Linked DNA regions of Homo sapiens: region 2 is linked to region 1. Evidence: chromatin loops called from intact Hi-C (ENCODE). Cell type or tissue: endothelial cell of umbilical vein. All regions are shown on one strand. Links, peaks and the distances in the headings refer to the core of each region. The heading gives the core; the rest is flanking DNA.

Region 1 (8,000 bases), core at 1-8,000:
TTTTTAAAAAAGGATCTTACCTTTGTCAATCAGAGACAGTGTGTGATGAAAGCATAAGGGGAAGAACAGGTATGCAACCACAAACTTCAATGGAGGGGAAAAAATCCCTACTGAGCAAACTATAGCATCTAGATTTAGTGGTCATACTCCCTCGGCATTTACAGTAAAGTTTGTCTACCAATAAATGGGTCTGCTGAAGAGAAAAGGGGGCACCTTAGCCCCATTTTGAGGTCCAGAGACCAGAACCTTTCCAGCTGATAGGGAATCACCATCTAGGACCAACAAACTCACATGTCTCCTTTACCAGAGTATGCAATGTAACAAGCCAATTGCAGGTTGTCTAATTATTCATGGGAACGGGATAGTTTTGATTGAATTTGCTTATCTTTCTTTTCAAGATGAATGCAACCAAATATTGATTTGGCATTAATTAACTATTGATTTAGGCCTAACTGGTCCTTTCCTTACCAAGCTCAGAGTTGGAAAAACCTTACAGTCTATATATAAATGACTTTCTTTCCCAACCAGAAGCTTCTGAAGGCACTTACTATCAAATCATAAAACCTTAGTCATGTTTTGGGAATATGTTGACCCTTTAGCCTCAACTACGGTTGCAAGTGCTTGTGTATGTAAGTCTCAGAAAGGCAACACAGTCCAGTACAATTACATATGTTGCGTAGATGTTTGATGCATACATTTAAAAATTGGATTAATTTTATATATAACTTTATTATTATATTCTATTACATTTATAACCACTTCTAAGGCTTAATTTTTAACCTGTTTATTAGCATAAATTTCAAATTCTTTATTTTGGAGAGTTAAAAACATACAAAAAATAGAATACCATTAATATAATGAACCCAGTGCAGTCATTGCCTAACTTCAGCAGGAATCCAGGTTTTGCGGCTTGTTTCATCTGTCTCTTCACATGCAGTGTGTGTTTGTTTTGTTTTGTTTGCTAGCGTATTTCAAAGCAAACCTCTGGTATCTGTCAACACTATTTCATTCTCAAGAAGTCCTAATGTGGTCAAATAAAATTTGCTCAATATATTTCTGCTGTCTTATTTTGATAAAATGTACAAAAAGATATACAAATAATATAAGGAAATTTTCAACTAAATAATAAGACTTGAGAAAGTGGAGGTTTCTACATCAAAAGATAATAAATAAACATAGCTGTATGTATATAGCACATATAATGCATTTTAAAAGGAACCAAAAGAAAAATATCAGATTCTTAAGGACTTAGCTTTCAACCCTAACAATATTTGTGCTTTATGATTTTTTTTGAGGACAAGGACGGTATGTTTTGTCCATGTTTAGAAATATAATTTATATTTTATTTCTGATAAATTACCAGTGAACTGCATATAATATAACATATGGTTTATGACCACAGAAAATGAAGCAGATCACTTGCTGCACATTAATTGTGTAGAAAGACAGATCTCTCAAAGTGCCACAGAGCCCAGGTTGGTGAATTTCAAGAATTTGAGGCTTCTTCAAAGCTCAAATTTTTATTAGCCATAATTCAGCCGAAACTAAACTTGAGACCCATGAAAATTTAAAACTTTTTATAGCTCCCAACTTAACACCCTTAGGTGCCAGGTTTCAGTCCCAAGAAAGTGCCACTAGGAAATCATACACCGTGGAAAATGGAGGCTGTGATAAATGACCATGGCTCTGCTGCTGGGTCTCCCTGACCTGGAGGATTTGGCTGGCGTCATAAAACACAAAGCGACAGATTAAGCAGTTTACCAACATCATAAAAATCTCAAGAATAAATTCACTTTAATCAAAAATCCTATATTGTAACTAGGCAGCCCCAGCCTCGAAACCACATACATTTACGTATAAGCCTATGTCCGTGAGCAAGAGGTTATACTTTCCCTGTAACGTCGGACATGATTATGTTCATACACTTTTACAATTTACATGTCCTAAGAAAAATACCCAGCTCTGGCTGATGGTGCGGGAGAATTTATTTTCACTAGAAAGGGAATGACCCATAACTCATGAATGGCAGCGCTTAAAGTGAGTTATGGAGGTTACTCTCCTGTGAGAGGAAATGGATTGGATTATCCTTCTGCCCAATTGTATGTTTGGTTATTAGCACACCAGGTTCTTAATTATGTGCAGCTTTGCCTTTTTTCTTTTATAAAATAAATGTGGATAAAGGCAATGTCAGCTGGAAGCATGGAGTGCCTAATTGGGGCTCTGAGATGCAGTCAGAGAGAAGAAAAATAGAAACCTTTTTTAAATGATTAAAAGACAGGAGTCTTAAATGTAATTTAAACACAGTATTCAAATTGATTAGCCCCATAGTTAATTTATTGTGTCTGGTGCTGATGTTCTGCAAAAACATTTAAAAATTACTCCTTTTCTAAATTAAAAATTTGCCATCTTGTAGGTTACATTTGCATGAAGATTAAAGAGTTGGTTATTCTATCATGTAGATTTTATTATAGTATTACAATAATGCTGCCATTTATTTTAAAGTAAATATAACAAGTTACTACTTTTTTGATAAGGAAATACAATGTAAAAATGATGTTTGATGATTACAAATATGATTACTGTTTATTAATTTATTTCAGTCAGTTACAGAACAAAACATCTAGATCTCTCTGTAACTTCCAGTGTTACAGTCTACAAAGGAATTTGATTTCTGTTGAGATTAGGATTCTGATTATTGAGTAAAAATATTTTATTTAAAATTTCAATTGGTTCTGTATTTCTTGGACAGGGAGGGAGGAGTTTCAGCTGTGCTTCTAAGATCTTCCAGAATGAATTTTCTACCTCAAAAATCAAGGACTTTTCTGGAAACTGCAGTCAGAGGACAGAACATCAGCCTCAAGCTGGTAAATAGGATGGATTTTCTCCCTAAACATCCCTTCTGCTTTCTAGTTTGAATTATCAATAAAATGGTTTGGCTTATCTCTGAAAATAACCTTGTTGACAACACAAATATGGATTTAAACACGCTACCTCCACATTAAGATTTAAGAAGCCCCCAGTAAATGTCAGGGGGTGTCAATGTGTTTGCTGTGATACTTGGTTATTATTAGTGTTTAACTGCAATTCCCCACCAGCGCCACGCTGCCTGCACCACCATAAATTTTAATGTGATCATGTGCTCTTCTCTTTTCATATCCAGTGAATTCTGCAAGATCATAATATTCTATATGAACCCTAGCTGAACCTTAGTGTGATATGAAGAAAGAACAAGATTTCAAGCAATAATAGTTGTTCACCATTTTATAGCTTTTTTTAACTGGACACTGAGCAACATGGTTCCTTGAATAATATTACCCTAAACTAAATTCACTCATTCAATTAATCTTTATTGATACCCTACAGGATGCAGGGCATGGCTCAAAGTGCTAATGAGTACATTTATGGGATAGTAAAGAATACTGACTCTTAAAGAAATCTTTTTTTTTCCCCTTGGAAAATCTGTCAGAGCTCATACATCATTTATAAAACCGAAAAAAATGTCTCTGCAACCTTGGCACCACTACATGCCTTTTATTTTACAGAATACAAACAAAAGCAGAGTCATTTCCGATATCTAGTCTACATCGTGAATATAAGAAATATGTCCCTCATCTTTTATCATGTATTTATAGTTATAATTTATTTATTATGTATGTGCATGATGGAATATTTGTTCTATAAACTTCTATTAGTAAAGAAAATTTATATGATGATCATTCATCTGCAGGTTTTCTTCCTCATTTTAACCACAAATAATAACTGTCACTACCTACTGTATTTGTCAGAGGAATTCAAAGTATTTGGGAAATTTTAACTATCTAAATATCTTTTTAAAAACAAAGAATAACATTGAAGCTTTCAAATTTATAAATGTGAAATTTCAGACCAGAGGCATGGAACAAATTAATAAGTCATTAACAGGGTTCCCAGTGAATAAAATGTTCATCATTTTATATCAATTTGCCTGTCCTACACAGTAGTTCTTTTTTTTTTTAATTTCTAAAGGAACAAAACCGCTTTGTTACCTACACATGAACCTGAATACTTTTGCAAAACACAATGCTGAGTCAATAAGTTTATTTTCCACCCGTGAAGTGATTTTAGGGTTAAAGGTTAGGAAGCTGGGGCATATATTTATAATTTGCTTGTCCTGTTGTACGTGGTGCCAAAATTTGTTCAGCAGTGACACACAACTATGCATTTCCCCATTCCCAGAGACAATAGGCTTGGAAAAATACACAATCACAGATTTAAGGTCACACGGAGAACACTATTATTCACTTTAACAGCACGGTATGCAAGGTGGCAGTCATAAAACAGGCCCATCCTGATGGGAGATGCTCTTTTCCGACAGACTGGTTTTGTTGCTATCTCTTTTAGGAAAAACATTTATTTTGTGGTGGGGTGTGTACCTCAGTATTCCCTGTGCTAGAAGAAAAGAAGCACTTTCAAGGAAGGTGGGTAAGGTTTTTTCCCCCTTTTCTGGAAACCAGCTGAGAAACTTTGCCTTGGAGCGCCATCTAGAGGAAGCCTCAGCACACACACGCTGTGCTTTCTTAGCCTTATGACATGACCCAGGTTGAATCCAATGGTTGGTACATGGTGAGTTTCTTTTCTTTTCTTTCTTTTTTCCCCCCAGATTAATAGAGAATTTTGGTTCTAACACAACCCACAGACAGGAAATATGAGATCACTGGAATGGAATTTTAATCACTGATAAGATCAAAACATTGAAAGGCTTTTAGAATCTTCAGGAGTGCCAAAAGCATGAGTGCCCATTGGTGGTAAGAAATAGGGCATCATTTTACCATAGGCCGAGTCACATTCCAGAGATGAGAATTGATGAGCGAGTTAAATTTATTTTTAGCTACACTGATTGAGTCGTCTTTGTTACTTCTGTAATTATTTTCTTAATTAAAAAATTCTGATTAACCAGATTGACCAGAGTCAAGCTTGGAGAAGATACTTACGTTAGAGAGAAACAAATGTTGACACTTTTAACTGACTGTAACCCTTAGTTAAGTTCAACAAAATTTAATGAGCAGAAAATACTATCTTTTCCAGATGTGGCTACTCAATACAATGTGAAGGAGAACAAAATAACGTTGTATTCTTTCTGAAGTCATGTTTTTGTTTTGTGATCTCCTCCACCCACCCTCCTTAGAGAAATTTGACAATGAAGTCTCCTCTTTCTGTGTTAGCATGAATGCAAAAAAACAAAACCTAAGCCTTCTCCAACAATGCTGCTCTTCAAGATTGCTGAGCATACTTGCAAAAACAACTGTACCCTGGAAATATTCTGACGATATGAGCATCCCCATTGTGGTGACATAGTTTAAGAATTCTATTCTCTTCAATTTCTTGGAAAGGATCAAAATTGCCCATATAATGGAAATACCCACTGCAGAAAACTGGATATATATTTCCTTTTGCTCCTAAGTGTCCACTGTGACCCTGCTGCTCTTGCCAGTTTCCCCTATTCCAACTATTTTAAGGTTTGTTATAAAAATCTGTCTCTGTCCTTGACATTTCTAACTCAAAAATGTCACAGCCATTTCTTTTTCCTTCATTGAACAGGGTTCCTACTTACTTATTTTGGCAATTCGCATAAATCCATAGGTTTTCCCAAATAATGGGTTAAAAAGTTTTTTATTGAATGTCCTCTGTGGGCCAGACATATGAAATCTGTACACAAAACATTATACCTTGTTTACTGAGGTAGGATATGGAAAAACAAAATGAAGATTTTTTTTTTCCAAGCAATGGTTGTTACTTGAGCTATTAAGCCTCATGGTTCAAAGCACCTTCCTTTCTCACTTGATGGCTCACTCCTCTAACGGTGGATGCAACAGAAGAATGGAATCAGTCCAGTTTTCCCAGGCCAGTCTGCCTGTTTATTAAGCAGTTGAGGACCCAAAGCACAAGTCCCTAGTATAAAAGACATTCTGGCCCCATCTTATGCTAGATGCACATTTCAGCTCATGTCAATTCAACATACATTTTTTGAAAACCCACCAAGTACATGACAGAGTGCAGGGTGCTGGTGTGACCCTCAATAAATGGTGGTTGAGCAAATAAGTAGATGCTGTTGAAAAAACAAGAAATGATCTCTTCCCTCAGCAGCTTACTCTATAGGAGGATGACAGATTTGTAACTTAAAATACACAGTAGCAAGAAAGATGTGTTGTACTAGATACAGTACAGGGAAAGAAGTAATTATTGATGATTTGGGAGAAAGGGGAAGACTTTGTAGAAAAACTGGCACTAGATGAATGCCTTAAAGGATGAGTAAAATTTTAATAGGCAGAAAATGAGGCAGAGTTTTTTTTTTTTTTTTGAGAAAGAAGCAGAATTGTCTTTGTTCATTTGGACCAAAGGAAAATGCATTTCATTTGGCGTTCTGATTTTGTGTTTAAATTTTAGTCTGGGTGCAAAAATATAAGGTATTTATTTTATGTTGGAAGAGTCCAAGACTCACATTCTTTTTTTTTGTATGGCAATATGTTTACACACACCCACAGATATGTACGTACACATGTGTGTATATATAACTATGAAGCCAAAGAAACCAACATATTTAAGCCAGAAAACATTGTACTTGATGATAGTGTAACAATGTAGTAGAAATTATGCCAAAAAAAGCCTTATTTCTTGCCAGAAGAAGTAAATAGAGGATTTGTTTCAATATTTGCCACAAACATTTGCTTTGAGATTAAATTCCAAGGCTTATATCTGCCCAGCTGCACTAGATATCTCCGTGAAACAGACTGGCCACCATCACTGGGTTAAAACCCCACGGGACGAGATTTTAAGGCAAGTAAGCCCTAAACCTGGAGAGTGCGCACTCTTACCCCTCTTTTCTCCTTGGCCTCCCTGGGCATTGTCTCAAATAAGCATCCTCTCAGGATTTCCATATTCCTGCGGGTGATGTTCACACCTCCCTACTGGCTTTCCACCAGCCAAGAGAGTCATATCCAGTGATCTCTTTGTTCTGTTACTCAACTACATTTCCTCTGCAAAAAGATTACTTTAAAAATCTGAGCATTTCTTTTGTAAAAGAACAAGTTTACCAAGAAAAAATACTGAACAGAAGCTCAAGTAATCATTCCAAGGCTACACTGGCTTCAAGGGGTCAACAATGTTACAGCTTTCAAGCTCAGAAATTGCTGGCACATATATACTTTCATAACCAGGGTAGGTAAGTTCCAACATAAAATGATCACATGGTAATTTTTCAGAGAAATGGAAATGTAAAGGAGAAGGCCTGCCAGTTCCTACGAATGAGAAATGATCTTCCACCATCACTAAGCACACTTACGGTTAACATCGCGAACATCAGCTGACACACGTTGAAGGCATGTCTCCAGTTGTGGTATAGAACCATCCGATAGTTTTTCCTCACTGTCAAAAGCCACCTACACAGTGTCTGAAATGGGAGGGAGAGGGTGCGTCAGGCAGTTGTAAGTGATTCTAGTGGACCCTTATCTCAATGGTGCCTTATATCTGAGTAACCCTCAGTGATCAAAGGCCTTCCACAAACATCTCTTCTGGTTCTCACAGTAATCCCATGAGGTGTGCAGGGCAGGGATTATCATCCCCATTTTGTATTTGGGAAACCAGTGGTTCAGAGTGGCTAACACGTTGTCCCAGGTGAACTGCTTGGATCACCCAAGACAGACATCTTACCTCATAGTCAATTTTAAATTTCTGTACCATCCCCAGCTCCATGAACATCCGGAGAGCAGCTGTGATCATGGCATCAACGTCGAGAGAAAAGTCATCAAAATGAATGTCATCGATGGCAAGTTCTGACACCAGAGGGATGTTGGCTGCCTAGAAAAGCAAAAGACATAAGTCAAGCCAAGTTCACCAGCTTTCCCAAACCCCCATCCTGCTCTCCTCCCCTGCTTATCAGAAGTGCCACATAAATCAGGCCTGACCTGCACTTACACCCTGATACAGCTAAACTCTGAGCTGTAAATGTCTTTTGTTTCTGAACT
Region 2 (10,689 bases), core at 1,418-9,417, 230 kb before region 1:
TCACTAATTGAAAAATAAAACACAGATGTTTCCATATATATTTTCATTAATTTCAGACTGTTCTTAATGAGGAGCTTTTGAAATTTCAAGTGTTTTCATTTTGTATTATGATTTATCCTTGTGTAATGATTTTGGATTACAGTCATTGGGTGAACATCCTAAGAATTTTTTAAAATGAATAAAAGGACAAGTTTTACTGATTTGTGTAAGGATGAAGGAAAATTCCATCCCCTGCTTGTCTTAAATAGTTTTATTTTCCCTCTGTCTTTGATGAGCTTCACTATTCCCCCCACAAAAAGTGTGGTTTTTTGTTTGTTTTTTTAAGATGGAATCCTACTCTGTCTCCCAGGCTGGAGTGCAATGGCGCGATCTCGATGCGCTGCAACCTCTGACTCCCGGATTCAAGCAATTCTCTTGCCTCAGCCTCCCGAGTAGCTGGGATTATAGGCGACCACCACCAAGCCCAGCAGATTTTTTTGTATTTTTAGTGAAGATGGGATTTTGCCGTGTTGGCCAGGCTCGTCTCGAACTCCTGACCTCAGGTGATCCGCCCGCCCCGGCCTCCCAAATTGCTGGGATTACAGTCGTGAGCCACCATGCCCAGCCACAAAAAGTGTTATTAAAGAATTGTAGTTCATGTCATTTCTTGTTCAAGTCTTGAATGACATAATTCTAATTCACCATTATTGCCTCTAATTTTATGAAAAAAAATATGAATGCCAAATTAGATTTTTCCTTTCTGAGACAGGGTCTCACTTTCTCATCCAGGCTGGAGTGCAGTGGCACAATCACAGCTCAACGCAGCCTCTCAATCTCCTGGATGCAGGTGATCCTACCACCTCAGCTTCCTGAATAGCTGGGACCATAGGCACACACCACTATACCTGGCTAATTTTTTTTTAAACTTTTGTAGAGATGGGATCTCCCTGTGTTCCCCAGGCTGGTCTTGAACTCCTGGACTCAAGCGATCCTCCAGTTTAGGCCTCCCAAAGTGTAGAGATTGCTGGCATGAGCCACCATGCCCGGCCCCAAATTAGATTTTTTAAAAAATTACAGAAGTTATAAAAGTAGTTTGGATTTGTATTTATTTTCAACAAAAGATCTCAGAGAGGTCGTGTTCAGTCTGTATTGACCAACTCTGCCCCTTCAATAATATCTCCCCTCTATAGAACACAGATTTAGTACACTCATAAAGCTTTTGATTAGATGTGTGCATATTTTGTTTTCTTGATGCTCCATCTACTTTTCCACACTGCAAATACTTACATGTAAATCTATCTTAAATTTCATTAATAAGAAGTGATGTACAAATGTATCAAAATACTAAGTTTATAATTTCATTACAATGGAAATGTTGATTTCCAACATTTCCGCCATAAATAGTTGGTGTAATCTGATACAGTTTTTATTACAATTCGATATGCCCCTGATAGAAAGTGACACAGAAGACCTACTTGTGCTATTGAAAAGCAAGTATGGAATTTTCCTTCATCCTTGCAGAAATCAGTGAAACTTGTCCTTTTACTCATTTAAAAAAATTCTTAGGATGTTCACCCAATGACTATAATCTAAATTCACTACACAAAACTATAGTGAGCCAGGTGCGGTGGCTCACATCTGTAATCCCAGCACTTTAAGAAGCTGAGGCAGGCAGATCACTTGAGCCCAGGAGTTTGAGACCAGTCTGGGCAACATGGCGAAACCCTGTCTCTATAAAAAATACAAAAATTAGCTGGGTATGGAGGCATGTGCCTGTAATCCTAGCTACTCTGGAGGCTGAGGTGAGAGGATCCATTGAGCCCAGGAGGTCGAGGCTGCTGTGAGTCGTGATCGTGCCACTGTACTTCAGCCTGGGCAACAGAGCAAGACCCTATCTCAAAAAACAAACAAAAAAAACTGTATTAGCTATATATCTTGGAACAAAATAAAGATAATGATTGATAGACAGTGCTACCATGTGGTTAAAAAAGCAGGTCGTAAAGAAAGGTCCTTTCTAGTCTATAGCTATGACAGTTCAGTTCTATGTACTTAATAATTGACAGTTTTTAGAAATACAAATATTATGGACTAGAAAGTTTGTCTTACTTGAAACTGATTTTAAAAGTCCAGATAGATAATATTCTATTCTCGAGCATTGCTCTTAATAATGGAGCAATTGCTAAGAGTAGTTACTGGGATTTGGATATCTAACAGTTTTGGAAACCTACATATTTTACTTCTATTATAATGCACATGTAGAGAGGCATTAATGTTTATCTTACCTGGAAATGGATAAAAGGTTTTATAATGGTTTAGGGAAAGTTGTATATTAGTTTGTAGAACATACAAGTCTCATATGTCAAGAGTGGTACAGTATTTGCTGCCTTCCTTTGTAATAGTGTTTTCAGGCAGAAAAATTGAAAAAATCAGGTTTTGGAACTAGTCATTGTTCAATTTGGGATTTGGAATTTCAGTTGATAGCAGGGGAATTAAGATCCATTAAAGTAGATGGTACATGGCTTATGATTGTGCCAAATTCTTGATTGAATAATGAATTGGTTGCTTGTAATTCTTCACTGTCATTTTATAGCACTTCCATCTTTGCAATATTTTCAGATTCAAGTTGCTTTTGAAATGGGAAACTGTAATTTTGGATAAATATCTTTTGGGAAAGAACATACATGACTGTTCACAAATAGCAAAGTGGGCTATATGTATATTTTTATTACTATTCTTACTGAAGGAAATAAATTAAGCAACCTTATACTAGCATTAGAAGGATTCTACTAAAGTCTCTCATCCGATCTTTGTCCATGTGAGCAAGTATCCTCTTTCAATACTTCACTGCCTTGTGAGAAGCTAGAAAGGAGGATTTAGTGGAAGATTAATGTGATTCTTTCTCATAAGTGGCAGTCCAGTATAATCTCCTCCTTTATTCAGTAGATGGGTAAATGATTTTTAAGACGTTCTCAGAAAATACATTTCCTGCTGTAGCCTATGAAGAGGAGGAAAATAATGTTTTTTAATCAGCATATCAGTGTTAGATATAACGTGTTATTATTCTCTAAAAGAGATAAATAAAATTGTTAGTTTGGAAATAACGATGTCTTTACAAGGTTAAAAGGAAAACCGAGTGTTAAAACAAGCTCAGAAGCAGTTTCTGAAGCTTGGGTTTTTTTTGTTTGTTTTCAATAAAAACTTAGGAGTAGTGCCCTATGGTATTTTGAGAGGAGCATTTATTCCAACAAGAGGAAAAACTGTATTTGGTATTGATTAGTACTCATTCCTCTCAAAACTCTTCTCAGTAAAACCTAGTTTCTTCGAACTAGGTTTTTAGAATTATAGATGAAAATGCAGCTTTTCTTCCCACTACCTTTTGATGGAGGGTAATTTTTCCTTCCTTCTATCACTTTTATTTTAAACAATTTTAAACTGATGAAGGTTTGGGGTTTTTTGTTTGTTTGTTTTAATGATTTTAGATTATAATTTGGGAAGACATAAATTTTATGAATTGTTCTGTTTTAAACTTAATTTATCTTGGAGGAGTTCAAATAAATTAGAAGGAGTCAGGTTTAGCACTTACCTTATAAAACACTTAAAACTTCTTTTTATTCAACAGTAATTCTTGGGAGTATTTATTACATAGAGAAACTGAAATTATTTTAAATCATTTTTTTTGTGTCATGCGTTTTTTTCTCTGAAGCAGAGAGAATAACCCTAGTCAAGTGTTTGGTTAATTGGATCATTTACTGTTTGATCCAGCAAAATTAAGACAGTTATGAGACATGTTCTCTACCAGAAGCCACTCAGAACAAGTTATTATACCTTTACTAAACTGAAAAACTATAAAGTTATAATTAGGAGACTGGCATTATCTTTTGGTCTTTTCCTTAATATAAGTGGAGGGCAATATTCACTCCCTATTATGTATTATTTTATTCTTTAAAACCAAGCAACAATTGACTTGTCAAAATAAAAAGTTCTTATTGTTTATCATACGGACTCCTAGCTGTAAGTCAGTATGTCATCTCTAAGATGACCAACCAGTAATAACTGTAGCCTTAAATAGTCTATCATTTCATCTGTGATACCAACTCTGACTTATTAGTTAGAAGAAGAATTTGTCTACATTTTAAGTTTTTATGTCCAGAAATTCACATTTAACAGATTATCTTTTTTTACATAGCCTTTTTTGAACTTTTTTTTTTTTTTGAGACGGATTCTCTCTCTGTCACCCAGGCTGGAGTGCAGTGGTGCCATCTCAGCTCACTGCAAGCTCCACCTCCCAGGTTCATGCCATTCTCCTGCCTCAGGCTCCTGAGTAGCTGGGACTACAGGCGCCCGCCACCACGCCCTGCTAATTTTGTTTTTGTATTTTTAGTAGAGACAGGGTTTCACCGTGTTAGCCAGGATTGTCTCGATTTCCTGACCTTGTGATCCACCTGCCTCAGCCTCCCAAAGTGCTGGGATTTGAACTTTTAAATTAATCAATTTTGTTGTGTGCCTTATTTGAGGTAGTGTGCTCTTAGCTTGATAACCAACATAATGCAATGGATAGTATGCAGTTATATGTGGTTCCTCACTTCTAGTGAGGATGTTGCATATTATGATAATTTTTTGTGCCCAAATTTTTGTATAGCACATGGAGTTTAGTATTGAAGCATTTGCTTCTGATACAACATGAGATTGATAGTCTATTTCCAAGGTAGTCTCTAGGCTCAAGAATTTGGGCTGTTCCAGAGTCTACATAGGATGTGGATTTACCCTTTGAGGAAACAAATGTTTTCAATCAAGTATAATTCATTCCTTAGCCATGGACCAGAGTTACATGGCTGCCATTCAATGCTTATACTTTTATAGTTTATCCTTATGACATTACGTTAGCAGAAACCCCTCAGACATGTGAAATATATGTTAATGTTGAATTTATTTTGCTGGTAACTAGTCTTTTAAGAGGTGCCTTCTCAAATATGTCTCATCTGAATTGCAAGTTCTGATTTTTTCTGTGACAAGTAAGAGCTATGACTTAGTTTTAGAAAAACCAGTTTTGCAGAATATTTTGATGTTTCTTTTTTTTTTTTTTTGAAACGGAGTCTCGCTCTATTGCCCAGGCTGGAGTGCAGTGGTGCGATCTCGGCTCACTGCAAGCTCCGCCTCCCGGGTTCATGCCATTCTTCTGCCTCAGCCTCCCCAGTAGCTGGGACTACAGGCGCCTGCCACCACACCAGACTAATTTTTTGTATTTTTAGTCGAGACAGGATTTCACTGTGTTAGCCAGGATGGTCTCGATCTCCTGACCTCGTGATCCGCCTGCCTCGGCCTCCCAAAGTGCTGGGATTACAGGCGTGAGCCACCGCGCCTGGCCAAGGAAATATTTTTAAATAAAATGATAGGATTGAGAAATATGTTGCTTTTTAAGTTAGTGCAGAGAGTACTAAGTAAATAAGACTAATCAGAATAGTTTTTACTATTCAGATTATGCAATCAAGTAAATTCCTGGTTGTAGCATCCCTAAAGGGAAGAAATTGCCAGCAATTTGACTAAGTCAGTCTTGTATCCATGTTGTGAAGTCATCGTGGTTATTTATTTCATTATTAAAGTACAAAAAGTATACTGATATTTCTGTATTAGTCCATATCAGGTTTCATATAGTTTCAGACTATTAAGTATAAAATATAGTTAGGTACAAGTTCGATGATTTGAGAGATTCTAGTAAGGGTACATTTATCGTAGCAGGAAAGAAATCAATTATTTCATTAGCTCAGTTTTAGTAAGCAATTTCTGTCTGAGTATTCTTGAATTCCCTGAATTTATCATTAACCCATCATTAAAATTTGTAAAAATATTCCCTCTCAGGTTAGTTTTGATCGCTTACCAGCAGGGGTCACTTTAACTCAAGGACCTTTTTCCCTCCTTTACAAAATCTGTGGAATACTCTCAGCCCTGCATTAGTAAATAACATGGGAGTGAATTTAGAGCTCAAATTCTCAGAACTTGTGCTGTCTCTGACTTTTGAAGGCAATCTTTTGTGGTTTTTTTAAACCTACCAAATTAGTTTTAAAGCAGTGGAAACATAACCTAATCTTAACTGTACATATAGTAACTCAAATTGATGTTGTTTTTTAAGAATAGTAACATTATTTTGATCTCTTGATTATAGAACCTTCCATTTAATTAACTGTAGTGGTAACTTTTAATTATTTGAATTATAAGAAATGTTTTCAGCTTTATATATTTAGAATGATGTGCAGTGATTTACAAATATCAATTACCAGGAGATCATAAACCAACCTAGATGCTATTTTTGAGTGCTTTACTTATATAAGCATTTAGTTATGACAATAACTGAAAAACTCTACTGACTTTTTAAAAATCTGGTACTATTGAAGTATGAGACTTTAAAACCGTTGGTTTGAATTAGATAATTTCAAAAAAGTCCATGTTAAAATAATTTAATATCTAAAATTAAAAAAATTCTTTAGCTTATTAGTTCTGTTTTGATAGTGTTTGTCTGTTACCATCTACTATTCCTCCTTGATACTAATAGGAATACTGGATAGCTAGCTTATGTGACTTGATTATCAAGTTAAAAATCACACTCAATATAATTGAATATTAGTTGCTATATGATACAGCAGTTGCCCAGGAGCTTTCTTGCCTTTTTTCCAGCTTTTTAATTTGAAAATTTTAAGCATACAGAAAATTTGAAAGACTGGTACAGTGATCACCTGTCTATCCACTTCATATATTCAACAATAATTAAGTTTTTGCTCTGTTTAACATGTACGTGTATATGTTTTTTGGACCATTTGAAATTAAGTTGCAGACTTTTTTTTTTTTTTTTTTTTTTTTTAAAGACAGAGTTTTGCTTTTGTTGCCCAGGCTGGAGTGCAGTGGTGCAATCTCGGCTCACTGCAACCTCCGCCTCCTAGGTTCAAGTGATTCTCCTGCCTCAGCCTCCCAAGTAGCTGGGATTACAGGCATGCACCACCACGGCTGGGTAATACTGTATTTTTAGTAGAGATGGGGTTTCACCATGTTGGTCAGGCTGGTCTCGAACTCCTGACCTCTGGTGATCCACCGCCTCAGCCTCCCAAAATGCTGAGATTATAGGTGTGAGCCGCCATACCCAGCCTAGGTTGCAGACTTTACAGCACTTAACCTAAATACATCAGCACCGTCTCCTAAAGACGGAATAGTGTTCTTCTTTATAACTACAATACCATTTTCATGTCTAAGAAAATCAGTAGGAATTTTTTTTTTTTTGAGACAGAGTCTCGCTCTGTCGCCCAGCAGGCTGGAGTGCAGTGGTTCACTGCAACCTCTTCCTCCTGGGTTCAAGCAATTCCCCTGTCTCAGCCTCCTGAGTAGCTGGGACTACAGGTGTGTGCCACCATGTCTGACTAATTTCTTTTTTTTTTTTTTTTTTTGTATTTTTAGTAGAGATGGGGTTTCACCATGTTGGCCAGGCTGGTCTTGAACTCCTGACCTCGGGCAGTCTGCCTCCCTTGGCTTCCCAAAGTGCTGGGATTACAGGTGTGAGCCACTGCGCCTGGCCAATCAACAGTAATTTGTTAATGCCATCTAATATTCATTATATAAGATTATTCCAGTTATCTCCAAGATATGTTTTATGAATAGTGTTTGCAAACCAAGATTTAATCAAGACTTGCATATTTTAATTGTTTTAAAGATTAAATACCCATAGAAATTTACTACACTAAATGTAATATACTTTCCTTCCCCCCCCCCCCCTTTTTTTTCATTTTGTTTTGTTTTGTTTTTGAGACAAGGTCTTGCACTGTTGCCCAGGCTGGAGTGCAGTGGCACAATCTTCGCTCACTGCAAACTCTGCTTCCCAGGTTCAAGTGATTCTCATGCCTCAGCCTCCCAAGTAGCTGGGATTATAGGTGTATACCACCACGCCCAGTTAATTTTTGTGTTTTTAGTAGAGACAAGCTTTTGCCATGTTGGTCACGCTGGTCTTGAGCTCCTGTCCTAAAGTGATTTGCCCACCTCAGCCTCACAAAGTGCTAGGATTGCAAGTGTGAGCCACTGCACCCATCCCCTCCCATTTTCTGATATATGTGTACTTACGTGAATTGTTTTCATTAATAATACTTGCCATTGATAAAGGTGCGGTAGAATGTGGTTGTTAGCAGGAGATGGAATTTACAAGTTGCTGGTAGGAACTTAAAATGTTTTTGTTATGAATGACAGAGTGGCTGTTACTGTCTCATATTTTACTTATGTGCTTAAGCTAGAATATATAAATATATATGTTATATGTATATTCTACTTATGAAGAAAAGAAATTTGGTCTAATCAGGCTTTGTATATTTTATTAGAAGTCAATGTGCCCACTTTATGAAAAACATTTCAGATTTGTAAACGTGAAGAAAACTGATTTTCCTTTAGTATTTTTGGAAACTGGTAACGTTTTTAGAAGTATCAACCCAACTACAAAGATACTCTTATGCCAATATTTGAAATTACTCAGGTAGTACATTTCTTTAACATTTTTAAACTATTATACATTTAATAAGACTACAAAATAGAAAATAACATAGTTTTAATGTAATTTTTGTTTGGAATATGATAAAGCTGTGTGTGCATGTGTCTGTGTTTTAAGTGATTTTTGGAGGCTGTGTGGTTTGCCTGAAATAGTGCTCATCTAAAAGTCAGAATGTCTTCATCTTCTACCTTTACTGTGGATAAAATACAGTATAGTTCATAAAATGGCATAATACTTGAGGCACTGGATTTTAGTTTTAGAAACATCTTTGTTCTAAAATAATCCACTTTGGGGTCTGGTATTTCTTTTAGGATATTCTCATATGTCTTTGCCAGACATTAGGCAGCTTTTTCTGCTGATAAATTTAAAATCTGTTAACTTATGTTTGTATTTATTTATCTATATCTGTAGATTTCTTCTCTCCAAATATTTTATAGAAGTCATTGATATTTGTCTTCATAAAAGTATATGAAAAGTTAACTTTTTTTCCTCTGTAAATCCTTAGGAACTAAGCTCTTGATCTCTTAAATATAGAAAGATAATATTCACATTCTACCTGTCTAGCTTCTTACTGTATTAAATTTGTATCACTTTTTTTTTTCTTTTTAAAACAGAGATGTGCTCCGGCATCTATTCGCCTCATGGACAACAAGCAGTTTCAGTTTGGTAAGTAAGGAGTGGTAATTTTAAAATGTCATTTAGCCACAGAAATTTATGAAACATCAGTAGGAAGAGTACGGAGTGCAGAGGTAGAAAGAACGTCAGTCTTGCCTTTCAGGAAGATGTCAGTCTAATGAAGATAGACAATTACATAAATGAGTGAGGGTAGCAGTGTTGGAGGGCCTGTGAAAGAAGACTGCACTGGATACCATGGGCTGCAAATGAAGGAATTGATTCTTCTTGATTTTGCTTGAGGATAAAGAGTCAGAAAAGGCTTTTATAAGAGAGATGCTTGAGCTAAATCTTCAAAGGTGAATATAAGTTTGCCTAGATGTCTCTTCTTCTTCTCAACCAGACTTCTTCACTTGGCAGCAAAAATGTGAAGGTGTGAAACTCAATGATGTGTGTTAGGGGACTTCAAATTGTTCTATGTGGCTCAAATAGAGGGTGGGGTTAGAGTTGTTACATGAGATAAAGTTGGTTGGGTGGGCTAGGGCTTTGCAGGATAGATTTGGATTTTGTCTTGTCAGCAGTGGGATTTCTTTGAAGAATAAAATCAATCAACTTTACATCTTAGCTCATTCTGGCAGCATTGTGCAGGATAGATTAGAAGGGTACATGCATGGAGGAGAGACACTAGGAGATGAAACAGCTCAAGAAGCAAAGTTTGAGGGCTTTGAGCATGGCAGCAGCAATGGAGATAGAGAACGGATGATAGATTTTCAGAAAATCAGTTTGCTAACTGGATGTGGAAGGCTAAATAAAAGGAGGAGTTGAAGACAACACCTAGACTGATTTGATTGGGTAGATTAAATAACATAGAAGAATGGGTGGTGGTCTTGGGAAAAAGATATGATAATGGGTTGTAGTTATATTGTGAAATTTACTTTGGGATTTAAGTTTATAGAATTTAAATACCCTCAAAACAATTCCTAAAATCATGAGAGTGATCGTTCAGTAATAAATACTAAAGGCAAAGATAGGCAGGCTTTTGTCATGTCTAAAAGTAAGCTGAGATTTTAATTTAGGGAAGCATGGTTATAGTTACATAGAAACTTAACTAAAGTCAGGTTCGTAACATATTAAGAGTTTTAAAATTACATTCTTCTAAGTTAGTCATAATTGTTTATTTCTTTAAGTAAATTACTTTCAAAATACTATACTACTGACAAAAGTTTAAGATAAATATGTTCTATAAGTAATGAAATACTTAAATCAAGTGAAAAACCACTTGTGTGTTTTGGCCTGCATTTAAAGATCTAGGTCTTAAAGAGAGCCATGCATCTAATTAATAAGACTGTGTTATTCGTTTATATGTTATTGTTGTTGTAAACAATGTTAGACCTAGGCATTTGTAAAATTAGTTATGATTTGGCCATACTTATTTATAATTGGAGTCCATAACAATTTAAAGTGAAGGTTTAAAGAAAGTCTTCCTGTCATCCCTCTTCCATGTTCTCATTACTATACCTGAAAACATACTTACTTGCTCCCCTCTAGCTTGCTCCTGTCTGTGGTATTATAGGTTCTACCTT

What was found. Peaks named below come from ENCODE experiments on the same cell type or tissue, not always from the same donor. Only the 100,000 strongest peaks of a DNase experiment are listed, where the experiment ranks them.
Region 2: it touches region 1 in a loop (12-fold over the local background); 69 of 110 quality-filtered maps call a loop at or near these places.

What each region holds. Positions count from the first base shown.
Region 1 is chr2:177,720,340-177,728,339 of GRCh38, forward strand. It overlaps PDE11A (phosphodiesterase 11A), which reads right to left. Exons shown (of 20, transcript NM_016953.4): 11 at 7,687-7,833; 12 at 7,319-7,426. It overlaps PDE11A-AS1 (PDE11A antisense RNA 1), which reads left to right. Exons shown (of 5, transcript NR_136171.1): 5 at 2,750-2,950. Among named protein-coding and RNA genes, the nearest start is that of PDE11A-AS1, 51 kb to the left of the region's middle. In endothelial cell of umbilical vein, for the core only: a CTCF peak has its summit at 4,504 (motif pointing left); a DNase peak (open chromatin) is centred at 4,222; H3K27ac peaks cover 497 bases.
Region 2 is chr2:177,484,040-177,494,728 of GRCh38, forward strand. AGPS (alkylglycerone phosphate synthase) reads left to right here. Exons shown (of 20, transcript NM_003659.4): 12 at 9,109-9,160. Among named protein-coding and RNA genes, the nearest start is that of IFT70B, 63 kb to the right of the region's middle. In endothelial cell of umbilical vein, for the core only: a CTCF peak has its summit at 5,862 (motif pointing right); a DNase peak (open chromatin) is centred at 5,882.